2 separate regions of the Homo sapiens genome follow, and region 2 is linked to region 1. A link is a loop called in an ENCODE intact Hi-C map of the cell type or tissue named here. Cell type or tissue: endothelial cell of umbilical vein. All regions are shown on one strand.

Region 1 (8,000 bases):
TGTTCCCTGGAGTGGTGGCGAAAAGAGCCAACCGCTCATCACGGGAGCCTCTTTCCATCCCCCTACCTATTCTTCTCTGAGCTTTCCCTGATTTGAGTCCAGGAAGACTCCCTGCTGGGTTAGTAGATGCCTTTTGCTTAAAAGAAATTTCATCAGAAGTAAATCACACATAAACACACCAAGCCTTGTGCTGAAATATACTGGTTAGAAACACATGTTTCCAACTCTGAGAATTGGGTTTAAATTCTGGCTCTGCCCTTTTATCAATATAAACATGTTCAATGTTGTTTAATGTCTTAAACTTATCAACTCCCTCATTTGTAAAACTGGTGTAACAAGAATACCTACCTCAACAGAGTTGTGATAATTAAATAAGCTGTGAATAAGAAAGGCTTAGCACAGTGCCTAACAAACAGAAATCACTCAATGAATGTAAACTAATGATGTCATTAACTCTGTTTCTTGGGTCATGGCCAAAAATATGTCTTTCCTTTCTATCTTTTTATTGTGACTTATTTGCATCACGATGAAAAGATTTCTTTTCTCTTTATTTTTTTTAATGAGGCTGGATGGGATGAAGGGCTTGATGGGGCTCTTCTTTTCTCTTTTTAATATTTTGGGTGCTACTACCAGCAATGCCACTACCTGGATGAGTCACTGTGGGCAAGTCAATTAACCCCTCCAGCCTGAGTGAATTGGGCTCACTCTCCAAGAATTCCTCCAGCCCTGAAAGTCTGATGTTTCAAAACATTGATTTCCTGTTTTTTTAAATGTTTTCTTCAGAAATAAAGTTTATAAAAAATGAATTCATCTATTTCATGGAGACTAAGTCAGCAATCCTCAGTCTCAAAAGAAAAAAAATTAAATGAGAGAAATGTCTTCTATATAAAGGGGTATAATTACTGAGACTCTTGACTTACAAGGTAACAGGCTTAATTTAGGGAAGAAATTTAGCAACTAAGACTGTTGACAGAAACGGAGGTAAATGTCTTCAAGAATCAACTGTGAACATGAAAAGGCAAGGAAGTCCATCCTCAAAAGAAACATTCTTATCTAAGTTTGAAGATAAACTGTCCTAGGAAATTCTGATGCTGAAAGAGTAAACCCCAACTAACTATGAAAGAGTTTGATACTGAGTTAAGATCTGGGAAATTTAAAAGGTAGATCTCACAGTTATGAAGGATACATTTTTCTAGGATTAGAAAAGGCTGATAAGGGCCGGGCGCGGTGGCTCATGCCTGTAATCCCAGCACTTTGGGAGGCCGAGGCGGGCAGATCACGAGGTCAGGAAATTGAGACTATCCTAGTTAACACGGTGAAACCCCGTCTCTACTAAAAATACAAACAAAAAAAAAATTAGCCAGGCGTGGTGGCGGGCACCTGTAGTCCCAGCTACTCAGGAGGCTGAGGCAGGAGAATGGCATGAACCCGGGAGGCAGAGCTTGCAGTGAGCCGAGATCGCGCCACTGCACTCCAGCCTGGACGACAGAGAGAGACTCCGTCTCAAAAAAAAAAAGAAAAAGAAAAAGAAAAGGCTGATAAGATAGGGTAGTGATAGATTTCATCTGTCATGGCAACTCTGATTATAGTGATAATGACTATCTACAAAGTAAGATTGAGAATCTTAAGAATAAAGAGCAATAATTTCTTTTGCACCAGTTTGGATGGAGCTGGAGGCCATTATTCTACATGAAGTAACTCAGGAATGGAAAACCAAATACTGTATGTTCTCACTTATAAGTAGGAGCAAAGCTGTGAGAACACAGAGACATACAGAGTGATATGGACTTTGGGGCCTCAGGGGGAAGGGTGGAAGTGGGATGAGGAATAAAAGACTACATATTGGGTATAGTGTGCACTGTTTGAGTGACAGGTACGCTAAAATCTCAGAATTCATCACTAATAGAATTCATCCATGTAATCAAAAACCACTTGTACCCCTAAAGCTATTGAAATAAAAAAAGAACAAATTATAAATTAACAATGTCTGCATTGGACAGAAAAATGCAGAATGAGGACTCAGAATGTATTTATTAACCTAGTCTATAAGAAATCTGAGAATGAGGAAGAAAGTCATCCTATTAAATCCATCTGGATAAAACCATAAACTCTTCATGCCCTTACTTTAAAAAATCAAATTTGATCAAAATAGCAGAAGTTTCAGTGAACATCAGAAAGTAGCAAAGGAAATATGTTACGGGACAATATGAATATATTTAATATTACTCGTTTACACTTAAAAATAATTAAGATGATGTGATGGTGAATTTTAGGTGTCAACCGGACTGGATTAAGAGATATCCAGATAGCTGGTAAAGCACTATTTCTGGGTATGTCTGTAAGACAGAGGATGTTTTGAACCAGTGGACTGAGTAAGGAAGATCCACCCTCACTCAATGTTGATGGGCACCCTCCAATCAGTTGAGGGCCTGGAAAGAACAAAAAAGCAGTGGAAAAGTAAATTCCCCCTCTCTCCTCTGAAGTTGAGATATCTTTCTCTCTTCCTTTGACATCACATCTCCAGGGTCTCCTTTGGAGTCTGGGATTTGCATTAGTAGCCCCTTAATTTATCAGGTGCTTGGCCTCATGTTGAGAGTTACACCGTTGGCTTTCTTGGTTTGGAGGCCTTTGGACTTAGACTGAACCATGCTCAGGAAGTCAGGATTCTGTGATTGTTGAGCTTGCAGATGTCACATTATGGGACTTCTCAGCCTCCATAATCTCATGAGCCAGTTCTCCTGATAAACCCACTCTCACCTACCCATCTGTTAATATCTGTCCATCTATTCATCTATCTGTCTATCTATTCATACATCCTCCTGGTTCTGTCTCTCTAGAGAACCCCAACTAATAAAGATGGTAAACTTAATGTCATATGCTTTTTACCACAATAAAAAAGTATGAAAGCAAATAGCACATAAAGGCAAATAAACTCCATATCGAATTATAAGTGTTTAGAATTGGAAGTGCTTTGATGTTCAACTCAAAATTTATCTCCCTAGGATTCTATGCATCTTAGAGTTTGTTCTCTGACAGCATCTCCTGAAATATGATTTACTTTCATTTTAGCTTAACATTTTAGCATAGCTATTTTAATGAGTTTACTTGAATCATTTCAAAGAAAACCCAGAGAAAAATCCAAATATCCTTAGTAGTAAAACATCTTAACTCTCAAATTGGAATTTGAAAAGTTATCTCAGGGTGCATTTCTTCCACTAGCGACTAGGAAAAATTTCAACCTGATATGGATCCAAAGTGTTTTCACAAGACATCTCTAACAAACCCAAAGTGAAGGTATATTGAAAAGTTTTAGAGGTCTTTAACAATTTATACAAGAGGGAAAGCGCAAAGGCATCATAGGACCTGAATTATAATTCCCATTCTACTATGGCAGATTGCGCTGTTGATCTCTCTTGACCCCTCTCTGGACCTCAACTTTTTTTATTCTGAAACCAAAGAGCTAGAATAGAAAACCTCTAAAAACTCAAACAGCATGATTACTGCTAAGATAACTTAATTACTAAACCATTGTCTGTCAAAACCAAGCACCTATTGGTTTTTATCCGTATGGAATGTTGCTGCCACCTAGTGGAAATATGCCTAAATTGTAGGGTCAGTTGCAATAGTGATTGATCATCCTCAAACACATTACATCCTCACTGTGATCCAAGCACTGTACCATGTGCTTCTCAAGCACCTGAACTCAATATTATCATGAAGTTCAATTCTGAGAAATAAACTAGATCAGGGAGAGGGGCAACATACTAAGCATAATGTAAATGGTAAATAACAATAATAAGCAAATATGTTTGGATAAGGGTGACGTAACTGAAAACAGGTATGTCATAAGTTTACATTCATGGTATAATTTTTTTAAAGCAGATTTTTAAATATTTAAAAAGAGATACAATGACATAACAAGAGAGCAAATGAGAAGAGTAGGCATCAGAAGTAAAAATAATTGGTAGTGGGGACCACACGTCATGGGCTGAAATCCATCCGATTGCCAGTGTGTGGTCTTGGATGCCTCAGTTGATCTTACATAAGCTTTTCCTTTATCTCTGAAAGTGCACCAAATATATCAACATTGTATGTTTGTGTGAAGAGCATATAATATACAATCTATATGAAAACCATTATATAATCTATTCAAACATGAGGGGTTATCATGTTGATTTTTAAATTGCCCATTTGTCTCAGAAGAAACATCTCCAGCTGTAATATTCTGATAATTAGTTTATTAGAAATAGCATGAGAATCTATATTATTGTTGTCCCTGGCTAACTATATGTTTTTATTAAATACCAGTTAGCTATATGTTTTCATTAAAATGTCATCTAATTTGGATATGGTTTTCAAAAACTTTCATTTTTAGTCAATCTTGGCACAGTATTTTTTAATAAACAATTACCTTAGGTTTCAGGGTCATTTTTATTATTCATGTACTTAGTATTATCATAGCCCTAATTATTTGTAAATAATGTAAATTTTATGCCCCTGAAAAACACTTGAAAATATTAAACTCTCATTAAATTGCTAGGTAAAACTTAAACTAAAAAATGAATCATTAGGAAATTTTAAGTGTTAATTCCAAATCAAATGAAAATATGCTTAATCATTGATATAGTGAAAGTTGCAGTGAAGATTTTAAATAATGTTAATGCAAAAAATAAAGCACAATTTTCTCTACTTATCAGGGTATTTGAGGACTCATATGAATTGACAACATCATGAGTATAAATTTTCCAAGAAGGCTTTGAACATTGCACTGACTAAACATCCATTGAAATGAATTTCCCTCAGGAACTCTTAAAGGGAGCATCTCAAAAGAAAAGAATCACAAGGTACTCATCTACTTTCAGAACAATGACCTGAGCTCAGAAGAGAAAGGAGGTTCTGGAAAGAACCAGTTTTCTATCACTTAAATTATCCTTCAGCCCAGCCCAAAGACACATTCCTGAGTCCTGGCCCAAAGGGACTGGGAAAAGAATGCTGGAAAAAAGAAACTGAAAAGAGTATTGACGTGCAAGTAGTACTAATGCCAGCAGTTTGGGTAGCATCAGGGTATGATGCTCTCAATGCAGATACCTGTGTCTTCAATGCCAGCATCTTAGCCATGAGACACTGTTGTGCATCAGAGCTAGTGACATGGTGACTATCTGCAGGAAATACCATCCTGATCCATAACAGGAAAGAAGGAAAACAATAGATAACACAATAGTAGATTATTATACAAAGAGTATGTGAGCCACTCCCTGATGGCTTCCAGAACTAGGAGGAATTTTGAGGACTATGTGGGTATAGAAGGAATTCAAAGGAATCTGGGGTAGTAAGACACCCTGGAAACTTTGTCTGATAACTATTATTGTGATCATGTTTCAGTCTTCCAGCTGATGTGGGCAAGAACAGTGGTTATACATAGCATTATTAATTTAAACTCTGAGATAAGAGGAAAGAGCCTAGGTAAAATGTGTAGAAGATGAAAAACAGACCACAGACAAGACTTTGAGGATTATTCCCACATGTAAGGGTATAGAGGGAGAGAGAATCTTTGACGATTACAACGAGCCTACCATCTCTCATGTCCATTCTGTTACCCCAACACACACACACACACATACACATACATACATAACATATTTTCACCTACAACTGTGAGGGCTGAAGGCAAGAAAACAATAAACAAATGCAGCTGGTGACTCCTCCTTGGTACCAGAGTAACTCCTGGCTATGTCTTTATTGAACTGCCTCCCATGGCTACCCTGGCTTTTAGAATTGAAAATTGCAACTGCTTCTGCTTTAGGATTCCACTCCTGAAGATCGACTGCATGGCTCTTGTTCTCTTCTCTCTCTTAGAATTAGGTTCTTTGGGAATTACCTTCTCTCAAATCCAACTACCTGGTTAGGGATATACATTATATACATATTTCCAAGTTGGATTTATCCTCAAAAATATGTAAGTCTGGTTCGACATTTTAAAATCAGTCAATGAATCTCTCTTTATCAATAAAGTGAAAATCAAGGAGAAAATATATAAAATCAATCAATTCAGTATATGTCTTTTAAAAAATCCAGCATCCATTTATGATAAAGACTCTTGGCAAACTAGGATTAGAAAGAACACCTGCAATCTGATATAGTTCATAGGTTAATAACAAAAATACCCTACAGCTATTATGACACTTACTAGTAAAAAACTAAATGTTTTTCTCCTAAGATCAGGAAAAAGGCAATGATGTCTGCTCTCACCATTCATTTTATACATTGTACTGGAGTTCTTATCAATAAAGCAGGAAAAATAAGTAAAAGTTACATAGATTGCAAAGAAAAATATAAAACTTCCTTTATACAATGTATTAGTCTGTTTTCACATAGCTATAAAGAACTTCCCAAGACTGGGTAATATATAAAGGAAAAAGGTTAATTGACTCAGTTCTACATGGCTGGGGAGGCCTCAGGAAACTTACAGTCATGGTGGAAGGTGAAGGGGAAGCAAGGACCTCCTTCACATGGCAGTAGGAGAGAGAGAGTGAGACAGCGAAGCGGGAAGAGCCCCTTATAAAACCATCAGATCTCATGAGAGCTCACTCGCTATCATGAGAACAGAATGGGGGAAACTACCGCAATGATTCAGTTACCTACCGTCAGGTCTTTCCCTCAACACTTGAGGATTACAATTCAAGATGAGATTTGGGTGGGGACACAAAGCCTAACCATATCATCCACAAATAATATGAGTGTAGAAAATCCCAAAGAATCTATAGCATAGGTTCAAGAACTAATAAGTAAGTTAAGCAGTGCCCCAATAAACAGTCAAATTATAAAAATTAACTGTAGTAAACAATTGGTAATTGAGCTAGTAATTAACAATTAGTAATTGAACACTATTAGTAAATAATTGGTAATTGAAATTTTCAAGTGTATCATTTACAATACAATAGCATTTTTAAAAACATGAAATACTTAGGTATAAACCTAATGAAATAAGTACAAGATCTGTGTGCAGCAAACTATAAAACACTGATGAAAGAAACCAATTATCTAAATATGTGGAGATATATAGCATGTGTATGGATTAGAAGACTCAATGTAGTGCCATAATAAATATCAATTCCCCCAAAATAGATCCTATATTCAATACATTTTAAATCAAATATCAACAGGATTTTCTGTAGATATTTTCAAATTGATTCTAAAAATTTTTATGTTGATGCTGATCATTTTGAAAAAATAAAAATAATAAAATAAAATATTTATGGAAAGATAAAGGAACTAGAAGAGCCAAAATAGTTTTGAAATAGAAGAACAAAGTTGAGGGACACACATTACTTGCTTTAAAAAGATACGCATACAGCTACAATAATTAAGAAAGTATGATATTGGAGAAAGAAAAGAATACATATATCAATGAAACAGAATAGACAGTTCTGTTCTGAAGAACAGAAATAGACCCACATACTTACAATCAAATGACTTTCATCAATATGCAAAAAACAGCTCAAATGAGAAAGAATATACTTTTCCACGAATAATGCTAGGACAATTAGATGCCACTGTGCCAAAATATGAAACAGTTTTTACTTCACACCATACACAAGTAATTAAATCATACAACTAAATGTAAAATATAAATTATAAAATTTCTAGAGGAAAACATAGAAAAAAATCATTATGACTTTGCATTATGCAAAGATTTCCTAGGTGTTACACCAAACACACAATTAATAAAAGGAAAAATGATAAATGAGACATTGCAAAAATTGAGGATTCTGCTCTCAAAAAATATTAGTGGAATGAAAAGACAAGTTACAGATTGGAAAAAATATTTTCAAATTATATATTTGATAAAGGAATTGTATGTAGCATATATAAAGAACTTTCAAAACTAAGTTTTACATTTCAGAAATTTTTTAAATGGGCAAAATATATGTGAACATATAATTCAGCAAAATAGATACATGGATGGACATATGATACTCAACACCACTATTCATTAACAA
Region 2 (8,000 bases), 81 kb after region 1:
CTATCATTGTTGGACATTTGGGTTGGTTCCAAGTCTTTGCTATTGTGAATAATGCCGCAATAAACATACGTGTGCATGTGTCTTTATAACAGCATGATTTATAGTCCTTTGGGTTTATACCCAGTAATGGGATGGCTGGGTCAAATGGTATTTCTAGTTCTAGATCCCTGAGGAATCGCCACACTGACTTCCACAATGGTTGAACTAGTTTACAGTCCCACCAACAGTGTAAAAGTGTTCCTATTTCTCCACTTCCTCTCCAGCACCTGTTGTTTCCTGACTTTTTAATGATCGCCATTCTAACTGGTGTGAGATGGTATCTCATTGTGGTTTTGATTTGCATTTCTCTGATGGCCAGTGATGATGAGCATTTTTTCATGTGTTTTTTGGCTGCATAAATGTCTTCTTTTGAGAAGTGTCTGTTCATTTCCTTTGCCCACTTTTTGATGGGGTTGTTTGTTTTTTTCTTGTAAATTTGTTTGAGTTCACTGCAGATTCTGGATATTAGCCCTTTGTCAGATGAGTAGGTTGCGAAAATTTTCTCCCATTTTGTAGGTTGCCTGTTCACTCTGATGGTAGTTTCTTTTGCTGTGCAGAAGCTCTTTAGTTTAATTAGATCCCATTTGTCAATTTTGGCTTTTGTTGCCATTGCTTTTGGTGTTCTAGACATGAAGTCCTTGCCCATGCCTATGTCCTGAATGGTAATGCCTAGGTTTTCTTCTAGGGTTTTTATGGTTTTAGGTCTAACGTTTAAGTCTTTAATCCATCTTGAATTGATTTTTGTATAAGGTGTAAGGAAGGGATCCAGTTTCAGCTTTCTACATATGGCTAGCCAGTTTTCCCAGCACCTTTTATTAAATAGGGAATGCTTTCTATTATCAAAACATGACAATAGGTTTGCTTGTTATTCATAAGGCTTAAAGAGTCGCCCTGGGCAGGCACAGTGGCTCATGTCAGTAATCCCAGCACTTTGGGAGGCCGAGGAGGGCAGATCACCTGAGGTCAGGAGTTCAAGACCAGCCTGCCCAACATAGTGAAACCCCATCTCTACTAAAAACACAGACACAAAAAGTAGCCGGGCATCGTGGTGGGCACCTGTAATCCCAGCTACTCAGGAGGCTGAGGCAGGAGAATCATTTGAACCTGGGAGGCAGAGGTTGCAGTGAGGCAAGATTGTGCCATTGCACTCCAGCCTAGGCGACAGAGCGAGACTCTGTCTCACGAAAAAAAAAAAAAAAAAGTCACCCTGAAGCTGATGAGAGAAACAGCACAGGAGAATTTAATATCAAAAGAAGATAATGGGTCAAAAATAAACCCTGGCTTATAGAGTAGCCAAGAGGACAGGCCCCATGGGATGGAACAGAGAGCCCAAGGAGAGTAAATTAGCCAAAGGATAATGAATGTTGAAGGATAGTGAATGTTGAAGACAAACTTTACTTAAGTCCCTCATTGGATCTGGCCTGGCCCTGTAAGCATTCATGAACTAACTGGCTCAAATGTTTGCCACTTCCTGTCACCTGATCAACAAAACCTAACTTCTTACAATATTAACTTACTTCTGCAAGCAAACAGATTCTAATAAAAAGTCACACTTGCCAGATCACTATTCATAGGGTCCTGCTACCTTTGCCCAAGTAGCTTTGGTCTCAAGAGTCCCTAGGCTTTTCTTTATGAAATTGCTTATGAAAAATACACACTACAAGCCACTTAATAGCCCATTTCACGCAAATCCGTCCTTTGCCCTTTTCTTTCTTTCCTAACTCTTGTGACTCACTCAGATCAAGTTTTTATCTCTATATCAGAATCAGATGACTCCACAGATCTATAGGGCCTGATTAAGAAACACAATCCCAAGAGATCAAGAACCCAGGAACTCTTGGCATATCATTGTCCCTGTTGACTTCCTCATGACCGTGTCTAAACATGCAACATAACCTGATTCAATAACTCAGGACAGAAAAAGCAATTGCATCTGATCACACAAACACTTATTGGCAGTGACATAAAATCACAAGTTGAGCAGCATTTTTCCCACTTACATTAGTTTTGACTAGTTTTTGTTTGTTTTGTTTTGTTGTTTGTTTTTTGAGATGGAGTCTCGTTTTGTCACCTAGGCTGGAGTGCAGTGGCATGATCTCAGCTCACTGCAGGCTTCGCCTCCCGGTTTCCAACGATTCTCCTGTCTCAGCCTCCTAGGTAGCTGGGATTACAGGCACACACCACCATACCAGCTAATTTTTGTATTTTTAGTAGAGATGGGGTTTCACCATGTTGGCCAGGCTGGCATCAAACTCCTGACCTCAGGTGATCTGCCCACCTCAGCCTCCCAAAATGTTAGGATTACAGGCGTGAGCCACCGTGCCCAGCCTAGTTTTTACTTTTTTTTTTTTTTTTTTTGAGATGGAGTCTTGCTCTGTCACCCAGGCTGGAGTGCTGTGGCGCGATCTTGGCTCACTGCAACCTCTGCCTCCCAGGTTCCAGTAATTCTCCTGCCTCAGCCTCCCAAGCAGCTGTCATCAATAAATAAAAATTGTATATATTTACAGTGAACAGTACAATGTGATGTTTTATTATACATATACATTGTGAAATGATTGTTGTATGCTTTCATTATTTTTTAAGCTCTGCTGCTAAGAACTGTAGAAAAGTCAACTGACTCTGGGCACACACGTGGATTTCAAACTGCTCTTTTATATATGTGCTCCCCAAATTAAATGTTTTCATAGTGAATATCTCTGGGTACGCATGAAAAAATAACATAAAATAATTATGCAGTAACTGAGTTGATGAATATCAAGAGCTGTACCTAGATGTAAAGTGAGCTATACATTTCAGAGATGTAGGTTAAAATAACTGTGGGGGCTGACGGGGCGCAGTGGCTCATGCCTATAATCTCAGCACTTTGGGAAGCCGAAGCAGGCGGATCACTTGAGGCCAGGAGTTCAAGACCAGCCTGGCCAACATAGTGAAATCTCATCTGTACTAAAAATACAAAAATTAACCAGGCACAGTGGCTCATGCCTGTAATCCCAGCTACTTGGGAGGGTGAGACAGGAGGATCACTTGAAGCCGGGAGGCAGAGGTTGCAGTGAGTTGGGATCATGCCACAGTACCACTCCAGCCCGGACAACAGAGCAAGACACTGTTTAAAGAAAAAAAAATGTCCTGGGACAATGTACATGTTGCTTTAAACAGAAAATGTGGCCAGGCGCCGTGGCTCATGCTTGTAATCCCAGCACTTTGGGAGGCAAAGGCAGTTGCATCACCTGAGGTCAGGAGTTTGAGAACAGCCTGACCAACATAGTGAAGCCCCACTTCTATTAAAAATACAAAATTGGCCAGGCATGGTGGCAGGCTCCTGTAATCCCAGCCACTTGGGAGGCTGAGGCAGGGGAATGGCTTGAACCCGGGAGGCAGCGGTTGCAGTGAGCCAAGATCGCACCATTGAACTCCAGCCTGGGCAACAAGAGCAAAACTTCATCTCAAAAAATAAATAAATGAATAAAATAGAAAATGCACGTATAAATCCATACAGTCTCTGAGAGCTGCTCTGACAGTAGCCACAGAGCTTTGAATTTTTCACTGTTACTCTTTTATTTATTTAAGTTTCATTTCCTAGCTGATTGCAGGCAAAGTGACTTTAGTCAAGAGGAAGACTGCACAGTCATTGGTGTGGTTTAACAAAACACTCTCTTCCTGAGCCAAAGAGGAAAATACACTGTCTCATGTGTTTCCTCTAGAGGAAAGGGTATGTCCTGAGTGCACGGGTGCCTCTGCATGTATGTATGAGAGAGAACAGAGAAAAAATGAGAAAGAGGGAGAGAGAACAAAAGAGAGAGTACAAGACAGAGAGTACTTGGTGACATTTTAATGACTCCCAAAGGAACTCCTGAGTTGTATTGTAGCGTATTATATTGGCCACTCAGCTTCCACATTCATACCTAACAATATTCCCTTTGCTAATTCCTATATTGGGCTGTGGCTGGAGACTAATACAGGTGGCCAAAATGTAGTAAAGTAGAAAAGAGTCAGAATACTGTAATTACCTGAGGTTGCTTTTTCCCATCTGAGGAAAGAAGATAATAAAATCACTCACTTTGAGGTAGGCTTTACATTAAACAGAGAATTTCCCCAGTACCTACTTCTTCTAAAATGCAGCTGAGGCATCATAAGAGGATCAATTTCCCACTTAAAGATTAAACCAGCAGTTAGTATTAGTGCCTATGAACTTCTGAAACTGAAAAGCTGTTTGTGCTGAATTTTGAGAAATGCTGCAAATGTGTAGAATGTTCCTATGGAAGTCAAGACTCTTAAGAAGCAAAGAAAAGAGGTAGTTTTTCACTATTAGAAAGAGGGAAAGTGTGGCTTGCAAAATATAGGAAGATGGTCAGTTGGCTTGGCTGTGTTTTACTTGTTGGGATATTGAGGTTCAAAATTTATTAAAGGTAGTTGAGAAGGTGCTGACGTCACCAGCTCTCAGGAGGATGACTGCCTTGGAAAAACAGCTTTTAAAGGCAGTAATTCCTGAGTTTAGTAGATGCAGTTTTGCCTCTTGGCTGGGAATGAAATTTTGGAAGATTTGAGTAAGATGTTTTAATGACAAGATTATCTGTGCCTTCATGTACCACTGAATAAGAATAATGCTTCTAGTAAAAGTTTTAGGGATTCAATCAAGAATAAGGGATTTTCAAAATTGGAAAATAGAAAACCGTGATATGTGTGGCATCCTAGAAAGTCAACTTAATGTAGAGAATGAGGAAGAATTTGCTCAATGGGATGCTGGGGTATGGGGGGGAATCCTCAGTTTGCAGGCTCTGTCCAAGATACTTGATAAGCTTGTTTCCAAAGAAGGGTCCCCTTTGGGATGATTTTTTTTCTTTTTTCTTTTTTTTTTTTTTTTGAGACAGAGTCTCACTTTGTCACCCAGGCTGGAGCCTGTAGTCCCAGCTACTCGAGAGGCTGAGGCAGGAGAATGGCGTGAACTTGGGAGGCGGAGCTTGCAGTGAGCCGAGATTGTGCCACTGCACTCCAGCCTGGGCGACACAGCGAGACTCCATCTCAAAAAAAAAAAAAAAAAGAACATCTCAAATCCATACGTGAGTAAAAAATAAAACGGTAACTCTTGAGTTGGTCACAGTGGCCCATGCCTGTAATCTCAGCACTTTGGGAGGTCCAGGCAGGTGGTTCACTTGAGCCCAGGAGTTTGAGACCAGCCTGAGCAACATGGTGAAACTCAGTCTTTTTGTAAAAATACAAAAAAAAAAAAAACAGCCAGGCATGATGGTACAACCTGTAGTCCCAGCTACTGGGGAGGCTGAGGTGGGAGGATCAATTGAGCCCAGGAAGCGGAGGTTGCAGTGAGCCACGACTGCACCACTGCACTCCAGCCTAGGCAATGGGAGTGAGATCCTGTCTCAAAAAAACAACAACACAACAAAATGTTTACTCTCAGATGATAGCTGGTGATGACTATAACCACGTAACTATAAAAGTAACTTATAAAAGTGAGTGGTCCATTAAATTTTGCTTTAAATGTAATTCATTCTTTAAACATGAGATTAAAGTGTTATAAATGATAAATGTTATGTTTGTTAGTTAAAACTTTATACTGAAGTATGATATGCTAACATACAGAAAAACGCACATACATGTACAGCTCAATGAATTTTTTTTTTTTGAGATGGAGTCTCGCTCTGTCACCAGGCTGGAGTGCAGTGGCATGATCTCAGCTCATGACAACCTCCGTCTCCTGTGTTCAAGTGATTCTCCTGCCTCAGCCTCCCAAGTAGCTGGGACTACAGGCGTGTGCCACCACGCCCAGCTAATTTTTGTATTTTTAGTAGAGACGGGGTTTTAACATGTTGGCCAGGCCTCCACTCACCTCAGCCTCCCAAAGTGCTGGGATTACAGGCGGGAGTCACCATGCCCGGCCAACTCAATGAATGTTTTTACACCAGCAGAATATGCCTACTGGTGTAAACCAGCACCCAGAAGCCTCCCTTAGGCTCCCTTCAGTTTTGTACATATGAATAAAATGGAAGAGTGCATACTCTTTGGTCCCTGGATTATTCAGCACAACATTATGTTTGTGGGATTCTCTTATATTATTACGTATAGTGTAAATCATTCTCATTGCTGTATAGTATTGTGTGAACGTAACACAGTTTATTTATCTTTTCTACTGTTGATGGATTTCTGAGTCATTTTCCAGTTTGAAGAAATTATAATCAGTGCTACTGGTGAGGTGTGGTGGCTCATGCTTGTAATCAAACTTAAGAGGCCAAAGTAGGAAGATCACCCGAGGCCAGGAGTTTGAGACCAGCCTGGGTAACATAGGGAGACCCCAACTCTATAAAAAAATTAAAAATTATTCCAGCATAAAAAAATAAATAAAAAGAAAAAAATTATTCAGGTGTGGTGACAGGCACCTGTAAGTCCCAACAACTAGGGAGGCTGAAGTGGGAGGATCGCTTGAGCTCAGGAGTTTGAGGCTACAGTGAGCTATAAGCTCACCACTGCACTCCAGCCTGGGCGACAGAGTGAGACCCTGTCTCAAAAAATATAAAAAATAACAGTGCTGCTATGAATATTCTAGGACATGTCTTTTGATGAACATATGTACATATTTCCTAGAAGTAGAAATATGTCCTTAAGAGATATATAGGTAATGATATACAGATAGATCCTTTAAAAGAGATATATCATCATACATGTAGATATATACATATCCTCCTATGTATAAAACTATATTTATATACTGTCTTAGCAGAGATAATCAAATAGCAAAGTGGTTATACCAATTTTACACACCCACTAGCAGTGTATTAGAGTTCCAACTGTTCCACATCTTCACCACCACTTTTTCATCTTTTCAGTTTCTATCTTTTTCAATTTAGCCAATCTGGCATGTATATTGTGGCTTATTGCTATAACTAATGAAGTTGAATTGGCATTTGGATATGCCTTTTGTGAAGTATTGGTTTCAATCTTTCGCCATTTTGAGGTTGGGTCATCCAGCTTTTTTACTGATTTGTAGAGGCTCTTTATATATTCTGAACATGAGTCATTTCTCAGATAAATGTATTGTAAATATCTTGCTCCATTTGCAGGTTATCTTTGAATTCTCATAATGATGCTTTTATGAACAGAAATCCTAATATATTCAGATTTCTTCTTATTATTTATTATTTTAAGTGTCAGATTTTATAGTGAAAGTACAATTGAATAGATTCACGGACTTGCAACCTCTGTTTCAGCAGCAGCAGTGAGAGAACTTTGTCTCCTGGGATGACTGAATCAAAAACCTGGGTAATCTTTCATCCAGTGGTGGCATACTGACTTGCAGACACAGTGAGTGCATAGGGAAAAGAGCTTCCTCCTAATTCTGAGCCAAATCTTAAGTGAAAAGACAACACTAGATTTTAGGACCTATCAATATTATTTAACTGCACTATTATTTCTTCCAGAGATGAACCTGATAAAGGATCTGTGATTCAATGGATCAGAGAAATTACACCAGAGTGAAAGAATTTACCTTCCTGGGAATTACTCAGTCCCGAGAACTGAGCCAGGTCTTATTTACCTTCCTGTTTTTGGTGTACATGACAACTCTAATGGGAAACTTCCTCATCATGGTTACAGTTACCTGTGAATCTCACCTTCATACGCCCATGTACTTCCTGCTCCGCAACCTGTCTATTCTTGACATCTGCTTTTCCTCCATCACAGCTCCTAAGGTCCTGATAGATCTTCTATCAGAGACAAAAACCATCTCCTTCAGTGGCTGTGTCACTCAAATGTTCTTCTTCCACCTTCTGGGGGGAGCAGACGTTTTTTCTCTCTCTGTGATGGCGTTTGACCGCTATATAGCCATCTCCAAGCCCCTGCACTATATGACCATCATGAGTAGGGGGCGATGCACAGGCCTCATCGTGGCTTCCTGGGTGGGGGGCTTTGTCCACTCCATAGCGCAGATTTCTCTATTGCTCCCACTCCCTTTC

Evidence for each region. Hi-C counts contacts between places; a loop is a spot of excess contacts. Peaks named below come from ENCODE experiments on the same cell type or tissue, not always from the same donor. Only the 100,000 strongest peaks of a DNase experiment are listed, where the experiment ranks them.
Region 2: it touches region 1 in a loop (2.2-fold over the local background); 1 of 110 quality-filtered maps calls a loop at or near these places.

What each region holds. Positions count from the first base shown.
Region 1 is chr11:59,426,531-59,434,530 of GRCh38, forward strand. No RefSeq gene overlaps it. Among named protein-coding and RNA genes, the nearest start is that of OR5A2, 4.1 kb to the left of the region's middle. In endothelial cell of umbilical vein, a CTCF peak has its summit at 3,626 (motif pointing left); a DNase peak (open chromatin) is centred at 3,581.
Region 2 is chr11:59,507,417-59,515,416 of GRCh38, forward strand. It overlaps OR4D9 (olfactory receptor family 4 subfamily D member 9), which reads left to right and starts at 4,123. Exons shown (of 3, transcript NM_001004711.2): 1 at 4,123-4,330; 2 at 7,257-7,350; 3 at 7,467-8,000. The coding sequence starts at 7,497. In endothelial cell of umbilical vein, no CTCF peak of the experiment used is centred here; a DNase peak (open chromatin) is centred at 3,705; H3K27ac peaks cover 833 bases.